Linked DNA regions of Mus musculus: region 2 is linked to region 1. Evidence: chromatin loops called from intact Hi-C (ENCODE). Cell type or tissue: gastrocnemius. All regions are shown on one strand. Each heading gives the region's core, and the rest is flanking DNA. Links, peaks and the distances in the headings are about the cores only.

The links. Peaks named below come from ENCODE experiments on the same cell type or tissue, not always from the same donor. Only the 100,000 strongest peaks of a DNase experiment are listed, where the experiment ranks them.
Region 2: a loop joins it to region 1, with 5 times the contacts of the local background. A loop is called at or near these places in 3 of 42 quality-filtered maps.

What each region holds. Positions count from the first base shown.
Region 1 is chr4:147,120,828-147,130,477 of GRCm38, forward strand. Zfp978 (zinc finger protein 978) reads left to right here and starts at 4,055. Exons shown (of 5, transcript NM_001378742.1): 1 at 4,055-4,500. It also overlaps the pseudogene Vmn2r-ps18. In gastrocnemius, for the core only: no CTCF peak of the experiment used is centred there; a DNase peak (open chromatin) is centred at 4,191; H3K4me3 peaks cover 954 bases; H3K27ac peaks cover 659 bases.
Region 2 is chr4:145,439,565-145,449,214 of GRCm38, forward strand. The region is part of intron 2 of Gm42346; the gene reads left to right. Among named protein-coding and RNA genes, the nearest start is that of Gm42346, 32 kb to the left of the region's middle. In gastrocnemius, for the core only: no CTCF peak of the experiment used is centred there; no DNase peak of the experiment used is centred there.

The sequences.
Region 1 (9,650 bases), core at 995-8,994:
TCAATACACGAAAATCCATCAATGTGATCCACTATGTAAACAAACTCAAAGAAAAAAATCACATTATCATCTCCTTACATGCAGAAAAAGCATTTGACAAAATACAATACCCCTTCATGTTAAAAGTATGGGAGATATCAGGAATTCAAGGCCCATACCTAAACAGAGTAAAAGCAATTTACTGTAAACCAACAGCCAATATCAAATTAAATAGAGACATACTTGAAGCAAACCCACTGAAATTGGGGATAAGATATAGATGTCCACTCTCCCCATACCTATTCAATATAGTACTTGAAGTGTTAGCTAGAATAATAACACAACAAAAAGAGATCAAGAGAATACAAATTGACAAAGAAGAAATAAGGTTATCACTAATGGCATATGATATGATAGTATACATAAGCGACCCCAAAATTTATATCAGAGAACTCCCCCAGCTGATAACTCACTTCAGCAAAGTGGCTGTGTATAAAATTAACTCAAGTAAATCAGTAGCCTTCCTTTATACAAATGATAAACAGACTGAGAAAGAAATTAGGGGAACAACTCCCTTCACAATAGCTACAAATAATATAAATTATCTTGCAGAAACTCTAACCAAACAAATGAAAGACCTGTATGACAGTAACTTCAAGTCTCTCAAGAAAGAAATTGAAGGTTCTATACCCTAGTATAGAGGGGAATACCAGAGCCAGGAATGGGAGTGGGTGGGTTGGGGAGCAGGGCGCGGGGGAAAGGGATAGGGGATTTTCACAGGGGGAACTAGGAAAGGAGATAACATTTAAAATGTAAATAAAGAAAATATCTAATAAAAAAAGAATAAATACAAGAAAGGAGAAAGAAATTGAAGAATATCTCAGAAAATTGAAAGATCTCTGATGTTCATGGATTGGCAGAATTTACATAGTAAAAATGGCCATCCCACCAAAGGCAATCTATAGATTCAATGTAATCCCCATCAAAATCCTAACACATTTCTTCAAATATATGGAAAGAGCAGTTCTCAAAATCATTTGGAAAGGTGAAAAATCCAGAATGGCAAAAACAATTCTTAACAATAAAGCATTCAAATGTAACCATTAGGATTTACTTTTGAGAATGGACACATGCCATTGATATTTGTCACTTAGTATAAATTTTCTGATAGTTCCATACATTTTCTTGCCAATTTTCTCATTTCAGTTTTCTTTGTAGATAAATACAATTCCACTTGGAAGTGCATTACTTTTTCATTAGCCATGTTTCATTTGATAGATCCCAATTCTGGCTGGTCATTGCACCTCCTTTCCTTCAGTCTCTTCTCTATTTTTGTCTCTTCTGTTCTTTTACAGAAACTATTTTGGGTCAGAATCTTTGACTGTTGGATGGCAATCCCGTCTGTCCACTTGATGCTGTTTTTCTACTGGAGATGGACTCTTTGAGTTTCCTCTACCCACTGTACAGTATTTCATCTAAGGTCTCTCCCTTTGATTTTTGAGATTCTCTCACCTCCAAGGTCTTCAGAACACCCTAGAGGCTCCTTTCTGGCTACAGGAGATGGCCTCTTAAGAAATCATATCCCCAAAGAAGTGAGTCACAGCTAAAGTCACCTCCACTGATTCTTGGGGGCTTCCTTATACTTCCTTATAGTCTCTGTCTCATCCTGAACATGCCCCACACCTCCTCACCATAGTCAGGTGCAGATTTCCATTCATTTTCATGGACATCTGGCCATCTCTTCTGTCTTTCCGAACACCTGATTATGAATTGCCCTCCCCAACCCCTCTCCATCCCAGCTCCCTTCCTCCATCTTCCTCATATGACTATTTTATCCCTCCTTCTAAGTGAGATTCAAACTTCTTCCCTTGGTCCTTCCTTCTTGTTTAGTTTCTCTGGGTCTATGGAATGTAACATTTTACTTGTATTTTTTGGCTAATATCCACTTTTAAGTGAGTATATGTCATCCATGTTGTTTTTGGACTAAGTTAGCTCACTCAGGACGATATTCTCAAGTTATATCCATTTACCTGCAAAATTCGTGATGTCTTGGTTATTAGTAGCTGAATAGTATTCCATTGTGTAAATGTACCACATTCTCCTTATCTACTCTTCAGTGAGAGACATCTTTTCAGTTTCTGCCTATTATGAATAAAGCTTCTATGATCATAGTGTAGCAAGTGTTTTGTGGGATATTGGAGCATCATTTGGGTATATGCCCATTAGTGGTATAGCTGGGTCTTTAGGTAGAACTTCTTCCGTTTTTCTGCAAACACACACACACACACACACACACACACACAATTGATTTTCCAAGTGGTTGAATAAATTTTCACTTGCACCAACAATGAAAGAGTTGTTCCCCTTGCTCCACATCCTCAGCAGCATATTCTAACTTTTTTTATCTTAGCCATTCTGATGGGTATAAGATGGAGGATGAAAAGGACTTGCTTTTGACAAAAATGTCAAACCCAGACAATGGAAAAAGAAAGTATCTTCAAAAAATGGTGCTGACTTAATTGAATGTCAGCATTTGGAAGAATGTAAATAGATACATATCTGCCACCATGCACAAAATTCAAATCCAAGGGAATCAAAGACCTTAATATAAAGCTGAATACACTAAGTCTAAGGGAAAAGAATGTGGGGAATAGTCTTAAACTCATGGGTATAGGAGACAACTTTCTGAACAGAACACCAATGGCTCAAGGCTGTAAGACAAACTATTAATAAGTGGGAACCTTTCAAGCTGAAAGGCTTCTGTAAGGCAAATATATTGTAAATAAGACAAAACAACAGATAACAGAATGGGAAAGACCTTCACCAACCCTACATATGACAGTGGGTTACTATCCAAAATATATAAAGTACTCAAGAAGTCGGCCACCAACAAACCAAATAACCCAATTTTTAAAATGTGATACAGAGCTAAACAGAATTCTCAACAGAGGTACAACAGTGCACCCATGAGGAAGACCCAGCTCTGCTGTGCTCATGCCATTGGGATTACCTCACTTGCAAGCCCCATATGCAGGGACAGCTCTACTGTGCTGTGAGATGCAGGGCCTGCTGTCTCAGCTGCTAGAAAGGTGAGGATCACAATCAGCTCTGCTGCTCTCATGACTCCCTTGAAGCCAACTCATTTGCCCCCAGCTAGTATCAAGGGACAGTCTCCTGCCACCTTCTGATCCACCTTCCCTTTATCTGCTCAGTTATCAGCTCTCCTGTATTTTACAAATTTAGGTGGGGAGCTGGTTTACAAGAAATCACCTGAGTGCAGACTCATTCCTTGTTCACAACCACTCACAGGAGAATGGAATTAACATCAAATATAATTAGCTCTGGGGCTATTCATAACATTTCCTCCTTTCTGTCCAATTAAAAGACTATTTTATCTCAGATATAATTGAACATAACTATTATTATTTTGTAATTTATAAAGTACTAGAGACCTAACACCCAGTCCACCATCTTTGTTAATTAAACAGAACCTCTGTCATGGATCTTTACTTAAAAGACTTATAATTCTACATCTGGATATATCTTGGCTTTATATTGAATGCCATCTTAAAACCATCCTCTCAGAACTGTTCCTCTCAAAGTAAAAAACCTGGGTTGGCTAGTAGACTGCAGTTTTTCAACCCCATCAGAAATCCAAGAATGACTGATATTAACTGAAAATATAAAGAAAGCCTAACACAGCTTCCAAAACTTAGTCAATTTACAGAGATCACGGATCACTTGGACAGTCCCTTACTTCAACATGTTGGAGCATTGGTATTCAGCTTATTGCCCAGAGTCATCTGACAGACTTAGAGAAACAGAAATATTTTTTTAATATTTTTATTAGATATTTTCCCCATTTACATTTCCAATGCTATCTCAAAAGCCCCCTATACCCTCCCCCTGAGAAACAGAAATATTAAGGAGTAGCTTACTAAGGGGACCCACTTAGCCAACTCAGGTAGCTTACTAGAAAGCTCACTTGAGGAACCGATCCTGATTAAGGGGCCGGAGGCGGGTCCTGGGCACTAGCGGTTCCGACCCCGCCCTCCGTGCCGCACCCGAGTGGCCCCCAGCCGAGCGGGCCCCCACTTCTCGGCCCGACCCAGACCCTTCTGCGCCTCCCTTGGCCATTGTCCGGCTCCAGGAGGCCGGCCCCGCGGCCCCCCGGCGGCCTCCGGTGCTCGGGCCCGCGTCAGCCTCCTGGCTCCATACGCGAGCTCGGGGATCTGTGGCCTCCGTAGTCCCCCTCCCCAGCCCGCCCTGTTGTGGAGCCCGGCGGGGCGGCGGCTGCAAGGGGGGGAGGGGCGGGGGAAAGGGGTTGCTGCGCTCAGGAGAGGCCCTGGCTCCGCCCCGGGCCTGCCCAAGGGGAGAGCGGAGCGGTCAGCAGCCGGGTCGGGTCGGGGCCCCGCCCGAGAGGAGAGTGGAGCGGCAGCGGTGGCAGAAATGATGGAAGAACTGCATAGCCTGGACCCACGAAGGCAGGAATTACTAGAGGCCAGGTTCACTGGAGTTGGTGTAAGTAAGGGACCACTCAACAGTGTGTCTTCTAACCAGAGTTTGTGCAGCGTGGGGTCCTTGAGTGATAAAGAAGTAGAGACTCCTGAGAAAAAGCAGAATGACCAGCGAAATCGGAAAAGGAAAGCTGAGCCATATGACACTAGCCAAGGGAAAGGCACTTCTAGGGGGACATAAACTTAGTGATTCCTTTGAGTTTGCTGGGGGAAGCTGGCCAGGAACCAGCCCTGGCAGAAGTGTTCCACCAGATGCATGATCCTCATATCAACATTCCTTATCCAATCCCTTACTGCTTCAAGTAGAACCGCCTCTGTATGGTTTAGATGGCAGTGCAGCAAAGGAGGCCTCAGAAGAGCAGTCTGCTCTGCCCACCCTCATGTCAGTGATGTTAGCAAAACTGCGACTTGACACAGAGCAGTTGGCACCACAGGGAGCTGGCCTCTGCTTCACTTTCATCTCTGCTCAACAAAACAGTCCTTCTTCTATGGGTTCCAGTGTTTGAAAGTGACCTGTGATTGTGGAAGCTGCAATGATGATACTTTCTTTTTGTTGTTTTGTTGTTCTTTTTTTTATTTGTTTGTTTCTTTGGTTTTTTTTTTTTTGTTGTTGTTGTTGTTGTTTTTTTGAGTCAGGGTTTCTCTGTATAGCCCTGGCTGTCCTGGAACTCACTTTGTAGACCAGGCTGGCCTCGGACTCAGAAATTCCCCTGCCTCTGCCTCCCAAGTGCTGGGATTGAAGTCATGGGCCACCATTCCCAGCGGTGATAATGTCTTTTCTCCATCACATGTTTATTAGTGCGTGAAGTGTTCAGAGGATTGGCACACCATCACAGAGCTTAGATTACTATTGCATCCATACACCTTTGACATCTCTGGCCTATGGAGACCCTTTGAGAATGGATCTTGCCTATATGCGTCTATGTTTCCCTGCCTTCAGAGGTATGATTCTTGGGATTTTTGTGAATCACCCAGCACCTTCCATCTGGAAAGCCAGTAGGCACCCTCTCATCTGCATTCTGCCCATTTCTCTCATCTTCTCTTTCCTTGGCTTCATGATATTCACAGGCCATTCAAACTCAGTCATTTTTATCGTGAGGCAAACCATGTTCATAGGTTCATAGACTGGGATTTTTTTTTTTTCCCTAAACTTTTGGCCAAGTAGATCTTGGTTCTGGATTTCACAGTGGTTTTGTTTTTTGTTTGTTTGTTTGTTTGTTTTGAGACAGGGTTTCTCTTTATAGCCCTGGCTGTCCTGGACCTTACTTTGTAGACCAGGCTGGCCTCAAACTCAGAAATCTGCCTGCCTCTGCCTCCTGAGTGCTGGGATTAAAAGGCGTGCGCCAACATGCCTGGCTCAGAGTGTTCTTTTACTGAAATTTATTCACAGCATGAACATCATCATTAATAGTTCATGTGTAGGCATTAGTACTTGTATCTCACAAATTATAGTCTCAAATTTCTGGTCTTTTCTGCATTTTTCTGTGAAACATTTTGCTGGCTTCTGGTAAAGTATATCCTCTATAGGTCATTATAAATGAAAGACATCAAAAAGCTAAAATTCCAAAGGGAAGAAATTTTGTGCTCAAAACTGAGTTTATTAGTCAGAATGAAAGACTATGATTGATGTTTACTGGTTAAGTGATACAAGCATGGTGGTCTCTGCAAACACTAGGTCTGGTAGAATAACAATCCATGAGACCAAAAGAAATCTAGTTCAATACCACTCTATAAATATTTCTACACTGGTTGTGGGTGTTTTGTGTGTTATTGCCAATGAAATTCTAGCAGCACTCAGGGAAAATCTTTCCCAGTGAATATGTGAACAGTTCTGAAGTAAAAGGTCTCCTGACAGTCAGAAGCCATGATATACCACAATGTCCCATGGAACAATTAACCACACACAAGAAATTTATTGGGAAAACACTACAGGGAGGCTGCCTCTGTTCAGGTGAGAAGCCCAAGAGAAATGAGTGGGAGGCAGGCTTTTCATAGTTTAATTTTTTGGGGTGGGTGTGGCGGAAGGATTTTCAGAATTGGAAATAGCTCTGGTTGGAGATTGCCTGGATTTTATGTTCTGAATTTGAGTAAACTAAGGAGTTTCTGAGTTATTAAAACTGGGAAGTAAACTATAAGTTTTCCCGGTAGACTCAGTTGCCAATGCTGAGTGAAACTTCAAGATTCTGATCTCAGGGTTGTTTATTTTAGGAACAAGTAAGCACAGTATAATTTTGGAAAGAAATTTTTTGGTAATAGTTGTCTCAATTGTATGTATACAATGCAAATAAATGTGTGGCTACCTCAAAGGTTTTTTGCAAAGTACATGTGAGTCTTTCTTTAAAGTTGGATTCTAAAACTAAAGAGCCTAGAGGAGGATCAAGCATACAGTGTAGAGGACACCAAGCTGTAAAGTACATGTCCTATATCCCCCAAGGATGGTTTGTACTGATGGAGAAACAATGATCTAGGATGATTGTCTGGGACAACTTAATAGTCTGGGACTTTCAGGTTTGGTTTGGCACTACATCTACCACAGGTCACCAAGCTGCTTACTACATCCATTCCTTTACTTCTGGTTAAAAAAAAAAAAAGTGTACTTCTCTTGCACTGAAGAGAAAGCGCTGTGGTTTTACATCCCTGGTTAACTTAGTGCTTATTCTTGACCATAATTTCCTTTTGCCCTCTACAGAAAAATATATTTTATGGTTGTTTCTGGTTCATAGGATGTTAATGTTGTGTTAGTGTAAATGGAAAGACAGTCAAAAGATGTTTTCTAGAATATAAAATATGTTGTTGAGATATACAAAGTGTGATTACATTGCTTGACTCTATAGACATGAAACTTGCAAATGCTGCTAGCATAATCCCAGCAATCAGAACACTGTGGCAGGTGTATTCCTCTTGATTTGAGGTCAGACTACTCTACATCAAAGTGACATTCCAACCTGTGGGCCCCAATTGCCTCTTCTGTCCTGCTTGGATTCTCCAAGTGTATTGAGGTGGATTTCCTAACCTTTTCAGTGGGTGTGTCTGTATTTTCAAATTTTTATTGGCAGAGAACTGAGTGCTAGCAGGATCTTGATATTGTCATTTCTATGGCCCATCACCAGCTTTACATTTGTAAATACTCCTCCCACCCCTGCTGAGATACTTGAATGGCAAGCAGCTCTCTAAGCCTTGAGGCAATCCAGAGAAGTTCTGGTGATGTTTCACACATGATTGCTTGTAAGAAAAAACCTGACATCCAATTCCTGGGACAAGAATTGGAGGGCCGAATTTCTGGATATTAAAAGAGATGTAGAGAGGAGAATGCAGATGGAGATTTAGTGGGAGACAGAGAAGATAACAGATAGATGAGAACGGAGCGGGAGAGAGGTTAAGAGGTATCTATGTATGAGGTCATAGGCTTGAATTGTCTTAAATCTAAATGATAGCTGGGAGACTGCTCCAATGAAAGTTTTATGCTTTATAGTATATAGAAACCTTTTCATTACTTATAACACTGGTGTGTCCACAAACACTCCCAGTACACTCATGACCAAGCACCCTTGTGTATATAGATATATAACATTTTACCAGAGTGCTTTTGGTATTTAAGTCAAATTAGACATTGATTGGTTATTCCCAGTAAATTCATGACATCATTGCCCTAAGCATATTTTGCTGAAAGGAAAAATTATAGATCAACGTCTTTTTGGTTGGTTCTGTGTATATATTTCACTTTGTGTACCTTTCAAAGCACCTTCCATAAAGAGGACAATGGAACATAAGAGTCAATGTTCTTGCAGGCACCAGTTTGCCCTTTTCATATACAGTGTTTTGTGTCAGCCCTGTCTTTAGCAATGAAGACTTATTGTCAGTTTGTTAAAAGCAACCCCTTTTGTTGTCAGTGGCCAGCAGTCTTTGGATATTTTTATGAAACCACTTTGGCTAGCAACTTTCTTGATGTAACACAGTGGAAAAGACAAGATCAACTGGAACTCCATCTCTTTCAGAATTCAGAGATTTCATTTGAAACACCTTCATACACTTATAAGCTGGTACTTAAAAAAAATTTATTTTTTGTTTTGTTTTGTGAACATCTTACTAAGACTACATCCAGCAGGACTCCATGGAGTCTTGCTCCATGGTGCTTTCCTATGCATTGGCAGAACTGTACGTGTGACAATGTATTATATAAAACATCTTACCTTGTAATAGATGGGGAATTTTCCTGGACCTTACAACCAGAATTAAGGCAACTTGACGAAATTTAAGATTTAAAGCTGTGATCCTACTGTTTACTCAACTTGAGGGTTTAGCACACTTTTCAAAGAACAACGTAAAAACTAACATTATTCTCCTTGGACTTCTCTTGATATCAACTTTTAAAACCTAACTTGATGCATAGATACAATGGTAATTTATGTACTTTTTCAAGTCCTGCTCAGAAAGTGCATGAGTGTCACTTGATGAAAGCATGAAATGCAGAGGCTTAAAGCATAGTTCAAAAATGCATATACAGTTATAGGTATTGGTTGATAAAAGTCATGTTTATAAATGTTTGTTGTCTTGTCCACTTGACCACTTGGAGCCAGTTACCTAATCCTTTATAAAAGATTACTGTTCACTATCCCATTCTTTCCCCAAGTGATGGTTCCCTTGATGTTCTAGAAGCACTCCAAAGCTCTCTCTCAAGGCCAGTCAGAGAGATACAAATAGACAACAGATTACACAGACACCAACATGGAGACAAAAGGCAGACAGAAAGGGAGAGCTATACAAGCAGCCTTCAGGAAGTTACAGATTTAAACTAACTGAACAGATACACAGAGGATGGAAGCACAGGGAACATGAAGTAGAGAATTCAACTTTGTACTCACACTCAGCTAAATGCCTCTGAGGAAAAGGCTTTCATTTCTTTCCTTAACTCAACACAGATGCATTATTAACCACCAGTATGTTTAATCTACTCACATATGAGGAATCAATTAGCTTGTGACTTTTTTTTGCATAAGTACAATATGGGAAAAACTAAAAATCACCCCAATGCGAAACTAGTAGCCCTGTCATCTGAAAGGTGTCCATGGGCACAGAACCCTGTTCTTTAAAGTCAGACCCCCAGGTTTGGGCTTGTGCTTCTGAGCTCTCGCCTCCATGCTGAGCTAGAATCCA
Region 2 (9,650 bases), core at 949-8,948, 1.7 Mb before region 1:
ACCTAACATACATCCTGTTCTTGATTAGGTTTCCGAATATGACATGAATTCTCTCTCTGAAAGGGAACCTTAAATCCAATCAGAATATGTTTTACTGTATTTGGTCTGTATTTTTGTCTATTGCTTTCATGTTCAAGGAAACTAATTGAAGAAAAAGACTACTTTGGGTATTTTGTTCCTCTCTGTCACCTATGACTTCCTCAACTGAGCCAGCTCCTTCAGTTTCATTGACAGGCTGATTTTTTTGATTGAATGCTGTATCTTCATATATTGGCCCTCTACTGAGTTACCATTAGGCTTACAGGGTTCATTTCGTGTTTCATTTCAGATTGAGCATTCCTTAGAGTTTTATACCTCTGGATACAATGTTCACATCCTGCATTATCATAATTATTCCTTTAGCCACTCACAGGAGTTATCTGGTCTTTCATTAAGTTTGTTTCTGCCTTCTTTGAATTCCTGTGATTGGTCCTCTTTATGTCATTTGACCACATTGAATGGTGTTCAGAGTCTATTTTGACTTCTGTCTCTTGAGTTTGTTTCATAATTCATTTTGTCATGAGTATTGCTATTATATTAGTGATTTGGGTAGGGAAATTTTATTAACATTATGAAATTGCTTTAGCTACAGCCTCTCAATTTTCTTTTCTTGTGTGTCATTTAGGTCAGGTGACAGGGATTTCCATATGAGGTGTTTTGAATAAACTTTGAGAATCTAGGTTGGTGGGCAGGAACTAGGTTACAGGTACACTCTAAATATATCATTACTTGCTTTCGTGGCTGTACAAATGTTTTCTAGATTCCTGGTATCATTTTGCATTTAATTTTTTTAAAATATGCTTTAGCATTGTCTGTAGTGTAGTTGTATTTATTTCATCTTTGAATCGTTCAATTCTTTTTTTTCCTTTTTTAATATTTTTATTAGGTATTTTCCTCATTTACATTTCCAATGCTATCCCAAAAGTCCCCCATACCCTCCCCCCCCCACTTCCCTACCCACCCACTCCCACTTTTTGGCCCTGGCGTTCACTTGTACTGGGGCATATAAAGTTTGCATGACCAATGGGACTCTCTTTCCAGTGATGGCCAACTAGGCCATCTTTTGATACATATGTAGCTAGAGACAAGAGCTCCTGGGTACTGGTTAGTTCATATTGTTGTTCCACCTATAGGGTTGCAGTTCCCTTTAGCTCCTTGGGTACTTTCTCTAGCTCCTACATTGGGGGCCTTGTGATCCATCCAATAGCTGACTGTGAGCATCCATTTCTGTGTTTGCTAGGCCCAGGCATTGTCTCACAAGAGACAGCTATATCAGGGTGCTTTCAGCAAAATCTTGCTAGTGCATGCAATGGTGTCAGTGCTTGGAGGCTGATTATGGGATGGATCCCTGGATATGGCATTCTCTAGATGGCCCATCCTTTAGTCTCAGCTCCAAACTTTGTCTCTGTAACTCCTTCCATGGGTGTTTTGTTCCCAATTCTAAGAAGGGGCAAAGTGTCCACACTTTGGTCTTTGTTCTTCTTGAGTTTCATGTGTTTTGCAAATTGTATCTTATATCTTGAGTATGCTAAGTTTCTGGGCTAATATCCACTTATCAGTGAGAACATACCATTTGAGTTCTTTTGTGATTGGGTTACCTCACTAAGGATGATGCCCTCCAGGTCCAACCATTTGCCTAGGAATTTCATAAATTCATTCTTTTTAATAGCTAAATAGTACTCCATTGTGTAAATGTACCACATTTTTTGTATCCATTCCTCTTTTGAGGGGCATCTGGGTTCTTTCCAACTTCTGGTTATTATAAATAAGGCTGCTATGAATGTAGTGGAGCATGTATCTTTCTTACCAGTTGGAACATCTTCTGGATATATGCCCAGGAGAGGTATTGCAGGATCCTCAGGTAGTACTATGTCCACTTTTCTGAGGAACCGCCAGACTGATTTCCAGAGTGGTTGTACAAGCTTGCAATCCCAACAACAGTGGAGGAGTGTTCCTCTTTCTCCACATCGTCGCCAGCATCTGCTGTCACCTGAATTTTTGATCTTAGTCATTCTGACTGGTGTGAGATGGAATCTCGGGGTTGTTTTGATTTGCATTTCCCTGATGATTAAGGATGCTGAGCATTTTTTCAGGTGGTTCTCAGCCATTTGGTATTCCTCAGGTGAGAATTCTTTCTTTAGATCTGAGCCCCATTTTTTAATACGGTTATTTGATTTTCTGGAGTCCACCTTCTTGAGTTCTTTATATATATTGGATAATAGTCGCCTATCTGATTTAGGATAGGTAAAGATCCTTTCCCAATCTGTTGGTGGCCATTTTGTCTTATAGACGGTGTCTTTTGCCTTACAGAAGCTTTGCAGTTTTATGAGGTCCCATTTGTCAATTCTCTATCTTACAGCACAAGCCATTGCTGTTCTATTCAGGCATTTCTCCCCTGTGCCCATATTTCGAGGCTTTTCCCCACTTTCTCCTCTATAAGTTTCAGTGTCTCTGGTTTTATGTGGAGTTCCTTGGTCCACTTAGATTTGACCTTATTACAAGGAGATAGGAATGGATCAATTCGCATTCTTCTACGTGATAACCACCAGTTGTGCCAGAACCATTTGTTGAAAATGCTGTCTTTTTCCACTGGATGGTTTTTGCTCCCTTGTCAAAGATCAAGTGACCATAGACGTGTGGGTACATTTCTGGGTCTTCAATTCTATTCCATTGCTTTACTTGTCTGTCGCTATACCAGTACCATGCAGTTTTTATCACAATTGCTCTGTAGTACAGCTTTAGGTCAGGCATGGTGATTCCACCAGAGGTTCTTTTATCCTTGAGAAGAGTTTTTGATATCCTAAGTTTTTTGTTATTCCAGATGAATTTGCAGATTGCTCTTTCTAATTCGTTGAAGAATTGAGTTGGAATTTTGATGGGGATTGCATTGAATTTGTAGATTGCTTTCGACAGGATAGCCCTGTTTACTATATTGATCCTGCCGATCCATGAGGATGGGAGATCTTTCCATCTTCTGAGATCTTCTTTAAGTTCTTTCTTCAGAGACTTGAAGTTCTTATCATACAGATCTTTCACTTCCTTAGTTAGAGTCACACGAAGGTACTATATATTATTTGTGACTATTGAGAAGTGTGTTGTTTCACTAATTTCTTTCTCAGCCTGTTTATTCTTTGTGTAGAGAAAGGCCATTGACTTGTTTGAGTTAATTTTATATCCAGCTACTTCACCGAAGCTGTTTATCAGGTTTAGGAGTTCTCTGGTGGAATTTTTAGGGTCACTTATATATACTATTATATCATCTGCAAAAAGGGATATTTTGACTTCTTCCTTTCCAATTTGTATCCCCTTGATCTCCTTTTGTTGTCAAATTGCTCTGGCTAGGACTTCAGGTACAATGTTGAATAGGTAGGGAGAGAGTGGGCAGCCTTGTCTAGTCCCTGATTTTAGTGGGATTGCTTCCAGCTCCTCACCATTTACTTTGATGTTGGCTACTGGTTTGCTGTAGATTGCTTTTATCATGTTTAAGTATGGGCCTTGAATTCCTGATCTTTCCAAGACTTTTATCATGAATGGGTGTTGGATTTTGTCAAATGCTTTCTCCACATCAAACCAGATGATCATGTGGTTTTTGTCTTTGAGTTTGTTTATATAGTGGATTATGCTGATGGATTTCCGTATATTAAACCATCCCTGCATTCCTGGAATAAAACCTACTTGGTCAGGATGAATGATTGTTTTAATGTGTTCTTGGATTCGGTTAGCGAGAATTTTATTGAGTTTTTTTTTTTTTTTTGCATCGGTATTCATAAGGGAAATTGGTCTGAAGTTCTCTATCTTTGTTGGATCTTTCTGTGGTTTAGGTATCAGAGTAATTGTGGCTTCATAGAATGAGTTGGGTAGAGTACCTTCTACTTCTATTTTGTGGAATAGTTTGTGAAGAACTAGAATTAGATCTTCTTTGAGGGTCTGATAGAACTCTGCACTAAACCCATCTGGTCCTGGGCTTTTTTTGGTTGGGAGACTATTAATGACTGCTTCTATTTCTTTAGGGGATATGGGACTGTTTAGATTGTTAACTTGATCCTGACTTAACTTTGGTACCTTGTATCTGTCTAGAAATTTGTCCATTTCGTCCAGGTTTTCTAGTTTTGTTGAGTATAGCCTTTTGTAGAAGGATCTGATGGTGTTTTGGATTTCTTCAGGATTTGTTGTTATGTCTCCCTTTTCATTTCTGATTTTGTTAATTAGGATGCTGTCCCTGTGCCCTCTAGTGAGTCTGGCTAAGGGTTTATCTATCTTGTTGATTTTCTCAAAGAACCAGCTCCTCATTTGGTTGATTCTTTGAATAGTTCTTGTTTCCACTTGGTTGATTTCGCCCCTGAGTTTGATTATTTCCTGCCGTCTACTCCTCTTGGGTGAATTTCCTTCCTTTTTTTCTAGAGCTTTTAGGTGTGTTGTCAAGCTGCTAGTGTGTGCTCTCTCTAGTTTCTTTTTGGAGGCACTCAGAGCTATGAGTTTCCCTCTTAGAAATGCTTTCATTGTGTCCCATACGTTTGGGTATGTTTTGTCTTCATTTTCATTAAACTCTAAAAGGTCTTTAATTTCTTTCTTTATTCCTTCCTTGAGCAAGGTATCATTGAGAAGAGTGTTGTTCAATTTCCCCATGAATGTTGGTTTTCCATTTTTTATGTTGTTATTGAAGATCATCCTTAGTCCATAGTGGTCTGATAGGATGCATGGGAAAATTTCAATATTTTTGGATCTGTTGAGGCCTGTTTTGTGGAAAATTATATGGTCAATTTTGGAGAATGTACCATGAGGTGCTGAGAAGAAGGTATATCCTTTTGTTTTAGGATAAAATGTTCTATAGATATCTGTTAAGTCCATTTGTTTCATAACTTCTGTTAGTGTCACTGTGTCCTTGTTTAGTTTCTGTTTCCACGACCTGTCCATTGATGAAAGTGGTGTGTTGAAGTCTCCCACTATTATTGTGTGAGGTGCAATATGTGCTTTGAGCTTTCCTAAAGTTTCTTTAATGAATGTGGCTGCCCTTGCATTTGGAGCATAGATATTCAGATTTGAGAGTTCCTCCTGGAGGATTTTACCTTTGATGCGTATGAAGTGTCCCTCCTTTTCTTTTTTGATAACTTTGTTTTGGAAGTCGATTTTATTCGATATCAGAATGGCTACTCCAGCTTGTTTCTTCAGACCATTTGCTTGGAAAATTGTTTTCCAGCCTTTCACTCTGAGGTAGTGTCTGTCTTTTTCCCTGAGATGGGTTTCCTGTAAGCAGCAAAATGTTGGGTCCTGTTTGTGTAGCCAGTCTGTTAGTCCATGTCTTTTTATTGGGGAATTGAGTCCATTGATATTAAGAGATATTAAGGAAAAGTAATTGTTGCTTCCTATTATTTTTGTTGTTAGAGTTGGCATTCTGTTATTGTGGCTGTCTTCTTTTCGGTTTGTTGAAGGATTACTTTCTTGCTTTTTCTAGGTCGTGGTTTCTGTCCTTGTATTGGTTTTTTTCTATTATCTTCCTTTGAAGGGCTGGATTTGTGGAAAGATAATGTGTGAATTTGGTTTTGCCGTGAAATACTTTGGTTTCTCCATCTATGGTAATTGAGAGTGTGGCTGGTTATAGTAGCCTGGGCTGGCATTTGTGTTCTTTTAGTGTCTGTATAACATCTGTCCAGGATCTTCTGGCTTTCATAGTCTGGTGAAAAGTCTGGTGTAATTCTGATAGGCCTGCCTTTATATGTTATTTGACCTTTTCCCCTTACTGCTTTTAATATTCTATCTTTATTTAGTGCATTTGTTGTTCTGATTATTATATGTCAGGAGGAATTTCTTTTCTGGTTCAGTCTATTTGGAGTTCTGTAGGCTTCTTGTATGTTCATGGGCATGTCTTTCTTTAGGTTTGGGAAGTTTTCTTCTATAATTTTGTTGAAGATATTTACTGACCCTTTAAGTTGAAAATCTTCATTCTCATCTACTCCTATTATCCGTAGGTTTGGTCTTCTCATTGTGTCCTGGATTTCCTGGATGTTTTGAGTTAGGATCTTTTTGCATTTTGTATTTTCTTTGATTTTTGTGCCGATGTTCTCTATGGAATCTTCTGCACCTGAGATTCTCTCTTCCATCTCTTCTATTCTTTTGCTAATGCTCGCATCTATGGTTCCAGATTTCTTTCCTAGGGTTTCTATCTCCAGTGTTGCCCTACTTTGGGTTTTCCTTATTGTGTCTACTTCCCTTTTTAGGTCTTGGATGGTTTTATTCAATTCCATCAACTGTTTGGGCGTGTTTTCCTGCAATTCTTTAAGGAATTTTTGTGCTTTCTCTTTAAGGTCTTCTACCTGTTTAGCAGTGTTCTCCTTTATTTCTTTAAGTGAGTTATTAAAGTCCTTCTTGATGTCCTCTACCATCATATAAGTTAAATCCAGGTCTATCTTTTCAGGTGTGTTGGGGTGCCCAGGACTGGGTGGGGTGGGAGTGCTGTGTTCTGATGATGGTGAGTGGCCTTGGTTTCTGTTAGTAAGATTCTTATGTTTGCCTTTTGCCATCTGGTAATCTCTGGAGTTAGGTTTTTTTGTTGTTGTTTTGTTTTGTTTTGTTTTGTTTTTTCGAGACAGGGTTTCTCTGTATAGCTCTGGCTGTCCTGGAGCTCACTTTGTAGACCAGGCTGGCCTCGAACTCAGAAATCCACCTGCCTCTGCCTCCCGAGTGCTGGGATTAAAGGCGTGCACCACCACGACCAGCTTGTTTTTTGTTTTTTGATTTTTTTTTTGTAGGAGTTAGTTGTTATAGTTGTCTCTGGTTAGAGCTTGTTCCTCAGGTGATTGATTATGTTAGCCTCTATCAGCAGACCTGCGAGACTAGCTTTCTCCTGAGTTTCAGTGGTCAGAGTACTCTCTGCAGGCAAGCTCTCCTCTTCCAGGGACGTTGCCCAGATATCTGGTGTTCGAACCTGCCTCCTGGCAGAAGTTGTGTTCCACTCACCAGAGGTCCTACGATCCTGTGGAGAGTCCTGTGGGGACCTTGGTGGTGTCCTCAGACTCGCGCCCAAGGTGAGTCAGTGCTGGCTCCAAACAGAAGGGACCGAATAGTCAATTCTTGATGTGAAATTTCAAGAAGAATTCAATCTTTGTTCTTCACATAAAACCTGGGAGAAGTTCAACAAAAAGAATGTGTGTCTCTGCTAAACATGCCACAGGTCAGTGTCCTTTCCACATTTCTTTTTTTTAAAAAAAAAAAAACTTTTAATTCAAATCATCCAAAAGTTTTATTCTCCATATATGGAATGTTATCTAAAGAACTTATTTTCTATGATCTTTATTTTCTTCTGTAATAATGAAAATTTAATGTTTTGGTCTTTCATGTATATAACATCTTTATATTTTAACTTGATTTTATATTGTGAGGACATATAATTCCCTTGGACTAGCTACCTGCATGTCTCAAAAAGGATCTATTGGAATGATGCTCAAAGAACATATTGATGGATAGTTTCTATGCTGAATAAGTTCTGTCCTTTTATGTTAGTGTGAAGTAAGGTCTCTTCTGCCATATAAATTGCATTTCAGGGATGCTCAGGTTTCTAAAACACAAGCTTGTGAATGAGGATATAGAAATAAGTATAAATTCACATCACTAAAGAAGATATGAAAGAGTAGAATTTGTAGAAGCTAAAATTACATGAAATCCACTGTCTTAAATACTAATAGTAAATATATTATTAGCTCCCTAGGGTCACAAATGATGGAAGGAAAATGTCTTTCTTTTACCATTATTGTGATTGTGAGCTGATATAGATTTCAGTATTCTCACAACTCTTTTTTCATGGCTCATATCACACAGTAATCACTGTTGACACCTGAAATCTATTTGTCTCAAGAGAGATACTGTCCCTGTGGTAAATTTTCAATATAGAAATTGTTATTTTCCTCTCTTTTTGGTTTCAGTCCTGTTTTCTTAACCTTTGTATTTCATCACATGAACAATATTAGTAAAAATTTTCTAGAGAGGATAACTATGGTGCTGTACATAAACCATCAATTTACAAACATAAATGAATGTCCTTTCTTTTTTTTTTTTTTTTCTTTTTTTTTTCAAGACAGTGTTTCTCTGTGTAGCCTTGACTGTCTTGGAACTCACTCTGTAGACCAGTCTGGCCTTGAACTCAGAAATCCGCCTGCCTCTGTCTCCCAAGTGCTGGGAATAAAGGCGTTCGCCACCACGCCCAGCAAGAAAGGATATCTTGATTACTTCTTTTTTAAATTAAAAAAGCATTTTTTTTTCCAGTATCAAGTAGGTAGTTTTCCATTCCCGCGTCTGTTAACCTTCAAGGCCTTGGACTTCTCACTTGAGGAATGGGAATGTCTCAGTTTTGCTCAGAGGACATTGTACATGGATGTGATGTTGGAGAATTACAACAATCTGTTGTTTGTGCGTAAGAATGAACTTACTGTTGAATTCCTGTATCTCTCTCTGAGTTTTCCTACTATGTGTTTATGTAAATGCTCTGAGATATCCAGAGACCCTTGAATGAGGGAAATTCTAGTTAAAATCATAACTTTTTCATTGTGTTTCCTTTACATTTCTCTGCTTTCTTTGGAAAAGTAACTAGTGCTATATTCTCTGAGATCACTCCTTATCACTTATCAAGCTTCAGTCAAGATAAAAAAGTTCAAGTAAAAATTTAAATATCCAGAAGAAGAAATTATATTTCTATACATACAATAGTTGCAATTTTAAAATCTTACTATTGCTTTAAAATGTTCCCTTATTTATGAATCTAAAAATATACAAGGTTTCAAGTGGATATAGAGCTGTTGGTTTGGCCAATATTTTTTTTTTTATTTAACTTTTTGACATTTGATCTCTGTGTTTAGATCTAGGACAACGTGATCTTTATCCTAGCATTTTGGATGTTGAAACAAACCTATTTAGTGGTTTCCCTGACACTAATGGTTATATCATAAATTTATACCTGACCAAATTTATACCTGATTCAGTGTCACTCTGAATCAAACTGTAACCATAAAATTAGAGATATATTGTTTAGAATTCTACTTTCTGAAAATTCACTACAGATGGATCATTATTTGTCCCAACTTATGCAGAGTACAATTTTCTGTTTTATTGGTCATTTTATTTATTTACATGTCAAATATTATGCCCCTTCTCCATTCCCTGTCTGGAAACTCGATATCCCACCCCTCGCCCCAGCTTTTATGATGACTCCCCTCCCACCAATCCACCTACTCCCACCTCATATCCCTAGGATTCTCCTATGCTGGGATATTGAGCCTTCATGGTACCAAGGGACTCTCCTCCTGTTGATGCCATATAAGGCAATCCTCTGCTATATATAAAGCTGCAGACATTTGTACTTCTATGTGAACTCTTTATTTGGTGATTTGACCCTTGGGAGCCTTGTGTGGTCTTGTTGTTTGATATTGTTGTTCCTCCTACACAGTTGCAAAGCCCTTCAGCTTCTTCAGTCCTTACCTTAACTCCTTCATTTTAGTCCCCTTGCTCAGTCCAATGGTTGGTACAGGTTCTGCATCTCTTTGGTCCAGTCTCTGAATGGCCTTACCTTCAGCCTCTTTTCCATTCTTTGTCCCTCTTTTTCTTTAAGAGAGGAGCAATTTTGG